Regions from separate parts of the Homo sapiens genome. Here all the other regions are linked to region 2. The links are chromatin contacts, found by Hi-C or POLR2A ChIA-PET in ENCODE. All regions are on one chromosome and are shown on one strand. Each heading gives the region's core, a stretch centred on a gene start or an enhancer-like site at or near the end of the contact. The rest is flanking DNA. Distances are from core to core; before and after follow the strand shown. Region 1 overlaps EVA1C (eva-1 homolog C). Region 2 holds the start of BACH1 (BTB domain and CNC homolog 1). Region 3 overlaps LOC105372753 (a long non-coding RNA gene).

The links. A loop is a pair of places that touch in the nucleus more often than their neighbours do. ChIA-PET counts read pairs that join two places held with the same protein, here RNA polymerase II (POLR2A). Pooled maps may share reads with other maps.
Region 1: a loop to region 2 is called in a map of ovary, with 25 times the contacts of the local background. The contact joins the enhancer-like site here to the promoter of BACH1 in region 2. A Hi-C loop is called at or near these places in 1 of 168 maps with a recorded cell type or tissue (ovary). POLR2A ChIA-PET finds 5 or more read pairs at or near these places in 1 of 52 experiments (activated CD4-positive, alpha-beta T cell).
Region 3: a map with no recorded cell type shows a loop between it and region 2 (18-fold over the local background). The contact joins the enhancer-like site here to the promoter of BACH1 in region 2. A Hi-C loop is called at or near these places in 6 of 37 single-sample maps with no recorded cell type and 5 of 50 pooled maps. POLR2A ChIA-PET finds 5 or more read pairs at or near these places in 1 of 52 experiments (activated T-cell).

The regions. Positions count from the first base shown.
Region 1 is chr21:32,483,104-32,486,137 of GRCh38, reverse strand. The region is part of intron 4 of EVA1C (eva-1 homolog C); the gene reads right to left. Among named protein-coding and RNA genes, the nearest start is that of EVA1C, 72 kb to the right of the region's middle. Within about 2 kb of position 1,262, at least 10 of the 41 ENCODE cell types and tissues checked have a DNase peak (open chromatin) inside an H3K27ac peak, as active enhancers do.
Region 2 is chr21:29,297,505-29,300,442 of GRCh38, reverse strand. BACH1 (BTB domain and CNC homolog 1) reads right to left here and starts at 1,521. Exons shown (of 5, transcript NM_001186.4): 1 at 1,490-1,521. LOC105369299 (a long non-coding RNA gene) reads left to right here and starts at 1,707. Exons shown (of 2, transcript XR_937652.3): 1 at 1,707-2,938. RefSeq lists a silencer at 1,087-1,996.
Region 3 is chr21:25,455,228-25,458,334 of GRCh38, reverse strand. All of the region lies in intron 8 of LOC105372753 (a long non-coding RNA gene), which reads left to right. Among named protein-coding and RNA genes, the nearest start is that of LINC00158, 25 kb to the right of the region's middle. RefSeq lists a silencer at 14-143 and enhancers at 623-912, 264-1,463. Within about 2 kb of position 1,419, at least 7 of the 41 ENCODE cell types and tissues checked have a DNase peak (open chromatin) inside an H3K27ac peak, as active enhancers do.

The DNA of each region.
Region 1 (3,034 bases), core at 13-2,512, 3.2 Mb before region 2:
AAAGAAAAAAAAGAACAACAGTAAGATCAATAGCTCCGCATCCACTCTTTCTTCCTTTGTCTGCTCATGGCGATTGGTTCAAACAATGCTGCCAGAGCCAACTTCTAAAAGTATATCTCTGATGATGTCCTTTGACTGTTTATGCCGAAACCTTACAAGGTGGAAGAGGCCTGGATCCCTGGGTCACTGGAAGCGAGCTGCCTAGGAAAACCACCCAAGCCTCACTGGACTGTGATATGACCAAGAAATAAACCTTTACTGGGTTAAGCCACTGAGTGGCTGTAACAGTTACATTAATTGCCCTGACAAATGCAGAAGGCTTGGCAAGGCTATGTAACTTGACTTAGGTCTCAGTGTTTGGTGGTAGTGTGTGCCCTAGAACCTCAATCCAGTTGACATTAAAGACTGTGCCCTTAAACATAATGTCTCCACTTAGACAAGAGTGGGAAAAGGTATTGCGAGAATCAGGAACTCAAACAATTTGGCAAGAGAGAGAAGACAAGTCTGGGCCATGGTGAACAAGAAATTAAGGAATCTAGATTCTGAGTCTGCTTGAGGAGCCGGCCCATGAGGAGCCAGGACAAGGGGATTAGAGAGAGAAGGTTCTTAAGGAGAGAAGAAACCTATGGGCTCCATGAAAGAAGAAAAACAAAATGAAAAAAATAAAAAGGGAGTGGCCAGGCACGGTGGCTCACGCCTGTAATCCCAGCACTTTGGAAGGCGGGTGGATCACCTGAGGTCAGGAGTTCGAGACCAGCCTGGCCAACATGGCGAAACCTCACCTCTACTAAAAATACAAAAAATTAGCCAGGTGTGGTGGTGCACGCCTGTAATCCTAGCCACTCTGGAGAGTCGCTTGAACCTGGGAAGTGGAGGCTGCAGTGAGGCGAGATTGCGCCATTGCACTCCAGCCTGTGTGACAGAGTGAGACTATTTCAAAAAAAAAGAGAGTGATCAACATCAGGTGAGTTTCAGGTGTGCAAGACCAGTTGCAGCATCTGAAAGACGTGGCCCTCTTGGAGGAAAACAAGAGGGTGGACAGTCAGGGGAGGAGAATGTCAACTACAGAGGAAGACGCATGCGTCTAATATGTTTGACGCTTCTAGAATGGGCCAAGGGAGAGTGTGGGTTGGGCTCTGGAAGGATTTGGAAGGGAGAACACATTAACAATGCTTGTGCAGTAAAAAAAAAAATCGGCAAACAAGGAAGTTTCTGTGGTCTGGCACAGGCCAGCCCCTCCCTGTGGGTGAGTGGGGACGTAATGGCTATGGAGATGGCAGAGGCCGGAACTTCCTCCAGTGGCGTGGCTGCTCGGCGGACAGACAGAAGCACACACAGTGGGTGGGGGTGAGTCGAGGGAGCTCACTGGGTCTTAGGGAGGCCAAAGGTGCCTGTCCAGAAGAGAGATTAGGGTAGAAATCACAGACCAACACATCTGCTGAGAAAAAGGGGCCAGAGAAAGAAGCAAGAGTCTCTAAGTAGGGGAGGAATTCACAGCCCAGGTAACTTAAAAGGTTGACAGAACCCCGGGTGACACATGTGAGTTGCATGAGTTAGCACAGTGTCCGCCCCAATAAATTTTTTTTTTTTTTTTGAGATGGAGTCTCTCTTTGTCGCCCAGGCTGGAGCGCATTGGCATGATCTCGGCTCACTGCAACCTCCGCCTCCTGGGTTCAAGCAATTCTCCTGCCTCAGCCTCCCAAGTAGCTGGGATTACAGGCACACGCCACTGCGCCTGGCTAATTTTTGTAATTTTAGTAGAGATGGGGTTTCACCATCTTGGTCAGGCTGGTCTCCAGCCCTTGACCCTAAGGTGATCCACCCACCTCGGCCTCCCAAAGTGCTGGGATTACAGGTGTCAGCCACTGCGCCTGGTCCACCCCAAGAAATATTAAATGGTAGTTCCTTCTGCAAGAGCATCAACATCGAACTATGTTCCAGGGAACCCTGGGGTTTGGAGGAGGTACCCTGGGGACTGGGCAGGTAGAGGAAAGTAGGAAGCTCATGTCTCAGGGAAACTCTTCTACTCATTGGAGAACCGTGAAGGGGTCCAGTTGAAAGGAATGATCTATGGCTAACCACTAAAAAATTGGAAAGTCAATGCCCTTGAGGGAAGGACAATTTAAATATATTTAAATACACACACACACACACACACACACACACACACACACATAAACAGTGAGGAACATTATCATAAAAGCACTTGATTTGAATATATTCATGAAGGACGTCTACGGCCATACCACCCTGAATGCACCTGATCTCGTCTTATATCCATGAAGGTTCGGACTTATTTTGCTAAGGTACCATTCCACAAGCCTGATAAAAAGAATCAGGTGCTGGGCACACAGTAGGCACTCAACAATTAAGTGCTTAATGAATGAATTCATGGTCTGAAATGGACAGCCTGGAACATGACATAATGCAAACATCCCACATCTCTGGCTTTAGAATGTGTTATTTTGTAGGGGTGCCTGATCTGTGAGATCGAATCTATGCTGAGAAAGGATGCTCCAAGGGCATTAGGAAGCAGTGAAGCTGCCATCCTTCTGTCTGGTTCCTGGATCAGCTCTTCCCAGCCACTCACTAGGGGCTTGGAATAAATCCATCTTTCCCCTGACTGCCTGGGAGTGGAGTACTCCAGTCTAAAGGAGTGGCTTGCTGGAGCTACTCTGGCGGGTCTTCATGAATGAAGAGTAAACACAGCAAGTCAAGAAGTCTATTGAGCTTTAAGAGAATGTTTTAAGTGCCTGTCTATACCAAATGCCAGAAACGTCAAGTCTGTCTTTGTGAAGGGCAAGTTTAGCTCAACCAGTATAGCAGGAATAGTCACTGCTGCACATTCGGGCGCCAGACAGGCCACCCACATTCAAATCAGGGCTTAATAAATAGACCATTTGCAAAGGTGGGAATGGGATGAGGACATGGCACACCCAAAGGATGGTGCAGAACCCCAGGGGTAGGAATGGCAGGGAGGGCCGGGCGTGGTGGCTCATCCCTGTAATCCCAACATTTTGGGAGGCTGAGGTGA
Region 2 (2,938 bases), core at 272-2,771:
GTCCCCTTCAGCCTTCTGAAGCAACCTCTCTAGAGCGCTCTTTGGCCTTTTATAGTGGAGGCATGTGATGAGAGTATTTGCACCAGCTGTTTCTAATTACCTCTCAAGCTGGGGCGAATGACTCAGCAACCCAACTTTTTAGAGAGTCATCCTACCTTGTTAACCAACCAACATACCGAACAACAGTAAACCACTTGACAGAAACATAGGTTAAACAACAATACAAGAATCACTACGCCAAAGTCACCCTACTCCAAGCTGACTCACCGGGAGCCTTTCTTCCCTAAGCTTCTTCAAGATGTCCAAAGGCAGAAGTGGCAAGTGCCTTCAAGCCCAGCCCAGCCCTTGCACCACTACCCAAAGACCAGGAAGAAGCAAGCCGACCTCTTCCCATTTCTCTGCTTGACTATGTGAAGCGCTCAAGTGCTCTGCCACTAACACATCTGGGATTTCCACCCTTTATCCTTCTGAACTGCATTCAATGCAGACCCTCTGATGTAAAGGGTGTTCAAATACATGATCAAATTCCCATAGCATCATCCATGGGTAACAGTCCCTACCCCTACACAATTCTCCAAAAAGCAAAGCATCCTACAAAACATTCTTTGTTCCTCCAAGCATGACATTGTAGCTCGTTTTCCTCATACACGTTCTTTCACAATTACTACTACACTTTACCTGGAATCAGCACAAGTTTAACGCAGAAGCCTCACTCCATAAAAGCATTCCGCACAATTCTACTCAATGACATGAAACTGCCGTGTAAGAATGAGAAAGCAACGGCACTCGTGTTACATTACACGAGCACAAAGCTGGTGTCTCCAGAATCAACGCCCACTCTCACCATATTGTGCGAGGCTTAATTACAACGCGTGGGCAAAACTCCAACAAAGGGAGTCCTGGGCTCTCCGGTCCCCAAAACCAGTCTTCGCTAAATCCAGCTCAGCACGGTGGCCTTCTCTCCCCAGCCACAAACTCGGCTTTTCTTACGCGATTCCACGCGCGACAGCCACCGGGCTGAGTAGACGCGAGGCTGGGCATGCGGTGGGAGGCGGCGGAGGACAATACGGGGCCCCAGCCGCGAGGGCGGTGCTGATGTGTCACAGCCCGGGCGGGCCGCGGGCGAGGGGCCGGGCTGGCGCCCGAGGGCAGGGAGGGGGGTGGGGCAGGGACCCCGCGGCCCCCAGCCCCCGCCCGCCCCGGGTAAAGTACGGCGCGCGCGGGTAAACAACAGCTCCGGCAGTGCAGGGGGTTCGGCCGCCGACGGGACGCCCCTTCCGGCGTCGCGGCCACTTCCAGGATCCCGGCCGCCGGCGCCCCCCGCGGGCCCCGATACGTGCCCCCCGCGCCCCGCCCAGCCCAGAAAGAGCCGCCCCCGGCCCGCCCGCGCCTTCACTGGACCTGTCCGCCGGCCTCCCCTCACAGGCCCGCGGCCCTGACCGCGCCAACCCTCCCGGAGAAGGGCCGGCGGGACGGCCGAGCCACTCACCAGAGCTGAGGCGCGGCGCGGCCCGACTGACTGAAGCGAGAGCGCCCGGCGGGCGGCGAGGGCAGCGGTCAGGTGACTCACTCCTTCCGCGCGGCCAGCCGCCCCCTCCCTTCTGCGCCGCTCTGCTGCCGCCACCTCGCGGCGCCAAAACCCCGCCCGCCCGCTGAAGGCCCCGCCCCCGGCGCCGAAGCCCCGCCCTGCCGCCCTCGAAGCCTCTGTCAGCGAACGAGCGCGCGCAATAGCGCGGGGCAGGGGTCGCCGCGGCCGGAAGCCCACGCGGGGGGTTGCAGGGACGGGTCGTAAGGGGCGGGGCGGGCCTCGAGGAGGCGGCGGTGGGGTCCCCGGACCTCCGCGCGTGGCACAGCCCGCATCCTGAACTGACTCCCACTCGAGGACCACCTCTCCTCTCCCTTCTGAGGGCGGAACGGAAAGGCCAAGCGCCTCCTCGCCTCGGGAGCTGCAGGACGCCCTAATTCAGCCGAGTCGCCGCGTGCCCGGGTGCCCGCGAACAGCAGGAGAGAGGACGGGCGCTGGCCCCACAGGGGTCGCTTTACCCCTTGAAGAGCTCCTCGCTGCCTGCCCTGGGGGTGGTGGGCGTCCAGGTTCACAGGGTACTTGAGCTTGCTGGGGTGGGGGTGTGTATGAAGTGCGTCCAGGGTTTTGTGGAGCGCGTCTAGCAGTTGCTCTACTTCTTACTGACAGTGAAACAAGGGCGCCCACGACAGGTGTTCCCTTTTCGCTGTCGCTGCCAGGAAGCTTCCAGCCAGGTTCAGCGCCCAGTGGTGTCAGCCGGCCCATCTCGAGCCTTGGTTCCGCTGTCATCTTCTGGTGCTTATTCTGGTGTTTATCCAACTGTCCGTTTTGAAATTATGTTCCCAAGCCATTTAACACCTCTGGAGAACCAAAGCACTGGCTGTCAGCGGAGCGGGATGCACGCGCAGCGGAGGGGACTGGGCACGCCAACCCCACGAGGGTTCCTGCGGAGATGACACGGACCTTGAGGTCTGAAGCCAAAGGACGATTTGTGTGAAGGGATTTTATTGTTAGCTTTGGAGCCAGCAACAAGAACACAGCCCTGGAGTTCCCGGGGCAAAAAGGATACCAAGATAATAATTCAGGTATTACGACTAACATGACTGCATTTGCACCCACAGGCTGTGGGACTTGGGGACGTTTGAGCTACATCCAAAATACATGAGAAAATCACACAAGTGAAATTGGATGAGAGTGCGAGGGGTGAAGTGATACATTATGACCTAGAATTAGGGGAGGCTTCCTGGAGCAGGTGACATTTGCATTGGGTCTTGATTGGGAAGAGTGGAACCCAGCAGTCTAGATAGGGTCCAGAGGTAGGAGGTACCTCGCATCCCAGGCTGCCTCAGTTCATGGTGAGAGTGCAGATATTTAGTGAAACAGGAGGAAAGGACACTTGGAAATACACCATGAAAG
Region 3 (3,107 bases), core at 170-2,669, 3.8 Mb after region 2:
ACAATAAAAGTAATAAATTTTAATAATTTTTTTTTGAGACATAGTCTCACCCTGTCACCCAGGCTAAAGTGCAGTGGCGTGATCTCAGAGCTGGGATTACAGGCGCAAGCCAACAAGTCTGGGTAATTTTTGTGTTTTTAGTAGAGATGGGGTTTCACCATGCTGGCCAGGCTGGTCTCGAATTCCTGGCCTGAAGTGATTTGCCTGCCTCGACCACCCAAAGTGTTGGGATTATAGCATGAGCCACTGTGTCCGGCCCAATTTTAATAATTTGAGCAGGGCTCACAGTTTTTCCTATAAAAATTCTTCCTTATAAGTAAAACAACTACATGGGATTTCATGGCTATTTTGGTATTTATATAACTCTTTAAGGAAAATAAAACTTTAGTTATATATATAAAACCTTGAGTTATATAAATAACTTTGAGTTATATACAGTTATAATGGCATTATGTGCTCTAAAGCAAAATCTCAATGTCCATTGTCTCACTGATCATAATTAAAAAGTATAACCCAGAATCCAGTTTGTAATTTCCAAGATGACTATCACTGTAAGTATTTGAAACACAGTTGATCTTTGTAAAAAAATTTTTTAATGAAAATAATTAGCTGGGAATATCCCACATGTATTCTAAATCCCCCAGTTGGTTTAGGTAATTTTTCTTATTCTTCCACAACACATGGTATTCTTTCTATGAATGACATCAGTTTGGAAATACCCCGTGGTTTTCTGAGTTATAAATGGGTATCTCAGTATGAACTCCTGATTATATTATGATTCATACTTTCACTTCTGTTTTTTCATACTATCATTTTGAAAAAGTGAAAATGAAACTGTGTCTCACTGGCCAAGAGTTCACAAGGGAGATGGAAAAGCAGAGTTTAATGGAATGATTTTTAAAATATTGAAGGATTGTGGTCTGAGAATACTGTAAAAACCATTTCTTAAGGAAAAGCAATGTAGTTGGGATCAAAACAAAAAAAATGCTCTTTGAGAGTTTCTCTGGAACTTTAGAGTGTCTACTGTCAGAGTTTTGCTTCACATAAGAGCATTGATGAAGTAATAATTATTATACTTATAATTATTCAATTATCAAGTATTGATTTCTTCTGGCATTTATTTATTTATTTATTTATTATTTATGACTCTTTAAAAAATTGTTTTTCTTGGTGGAACTAGGTTATGAACCCTAGCATTTTAATTCTAGAATTTGTTCTCTTAAGTATCACACTGTAGTAGCAATTTGATGGTAACACTAAAGAAAGAAAGAAAGAAGAAAAGAAAGGAAGGAAGGTGTGGAAAGTCCCAGAATGACTGCAGGTCTGAGAACATTTATTCAAACTGCAAATTTTCTTAGGGCAGGGGTCACGCTTGCTCTGGCTGTGTTCCCTGCACCTCAGTTCCTGGCACATAGCAACGCCTGACAAATATTTGTTGAATAAATGAGTACAGTAGCTTAAAAGCAAATTTTTGTACTTCATGGTTTTCTGTAGAAAGCCACAAGAAAAAAATTTCATCTGAGGTCTCAGCATTCTAGTAACTGTGAAGTATTAAGACTTGTATGAGTTCCCCTTATGAGAGGCTTAAAGTATTAGTATCATGAGGTATGAGGTTTAAGGCTAGATGCCTAAATGGCGTCTCATTTTTTATTAAGCTGGACTTGTAGCATGGGAACTTTGCCAGGGATTATAACACCTTTATAAACATTAATGTGATTTTAAAAATTGTTAGCTTAGGCCAGGTAAGGTGGTTCACACTGTAATCCCAGCACTTTGGGAGGCTGAGGTGGGCAGATCCCTTGAGCCCAGGAGTTCGAGACAAGCTTGGGTAACATGGCGAAACCCCATCCCTGCAAAAAATACAAAAATTAGCTGGGTGTGATGGTGCACGCCTGTAGTCTCAGGTACTTGGGAGGCTGAGAGGTGAGAGGATTGCTTGGGCCCAGGAGGTGGAGGCTGCAGTGAGCTGTGATTGCACCACTGCACTATGGTCTGGGTGGCATATAGCAAGGCCTTGTCTCAAAAACAAGTTAAAAAAAACTTATTAAGAGTAAATTTGCCTCCTTGGGCTGCTTGTCACCAAATGGCCATTCTTAACAAATAATTACGTTTTGTGGGTCAATATGTGTTTTTAAATTTTATTTTATGTATTTATGTTTTGAGGGTGTCACTACTGTTACTCAGGTTGGAGTGCAGTGACACAATCATAGCTCACTGCTGCCTCAACCTCCCTGGGTTCAGATGATCCTCCCCACTCAGCCTTCTGAGTTGTATAGGCATGTGCCACCATGCCGGGCTGATTTTTCTTTTCTTTTCTTTCTTTCTTTCTCTTTCTTTCTTTCTTTCTTTCTTTCTTTCTTTCTTTCTTTCTTTCTTTCTTTCTTTCTTTCTTTCTTTCTTTCTTTCCTTCTTTCTTTTTCTTTTTTTTTTTTTTTGTAGAGACAGAGTCTGGCTATGTTGCTCAAACTTGGTCTCGAACTCCTGAGCTCAAGCATTCCACCCTGCCTCATCCTCCAAAGTGCAGAGATTACAGGGGTGAGCCACCATGCCTGGCAATATGTGTTTTTTAAATGAATAAATTAACTCTTCACCTTCAAATCTCCTCTTCCCAGACCAACTTTTTTCTCTACCAACCTTGCTTTGATGATTATATTTCAAATATACCAACTCCTTTAGGTTAAGGCATTGAAGAATGGTTTGTCTAAGAGAGGATATCACCTGTTTTAACATTCATTAACATTTTAAGATGGAATAGTCCAACAGACCAATGAAGCAGTTACTCCCTGCATTTCTAAGAACAGAAGAGGTGTATGAGGAATAAAAAGAATGTCTGCATATCTGCAGTAGCCAATATGAAATGTGAAGAATGTTTAGTAGAGAATAGAAAAGTTATTTCTTCCAAGAATGGTCAAGAGGACTTCAAAACATCACTTAAAAATGTTATAATATTCCAATGTCAGTTATATCAGTAACCTGATCTGAAAATGATGTTGAGAATATGCTGAGAATAATAATGATATTAATAAAAATGCTTATTATTTTGAGTAATGACATTTTGCGATCACTTATTAATCAGCAATTGATTACCAGAACAGAATTGTTATAAG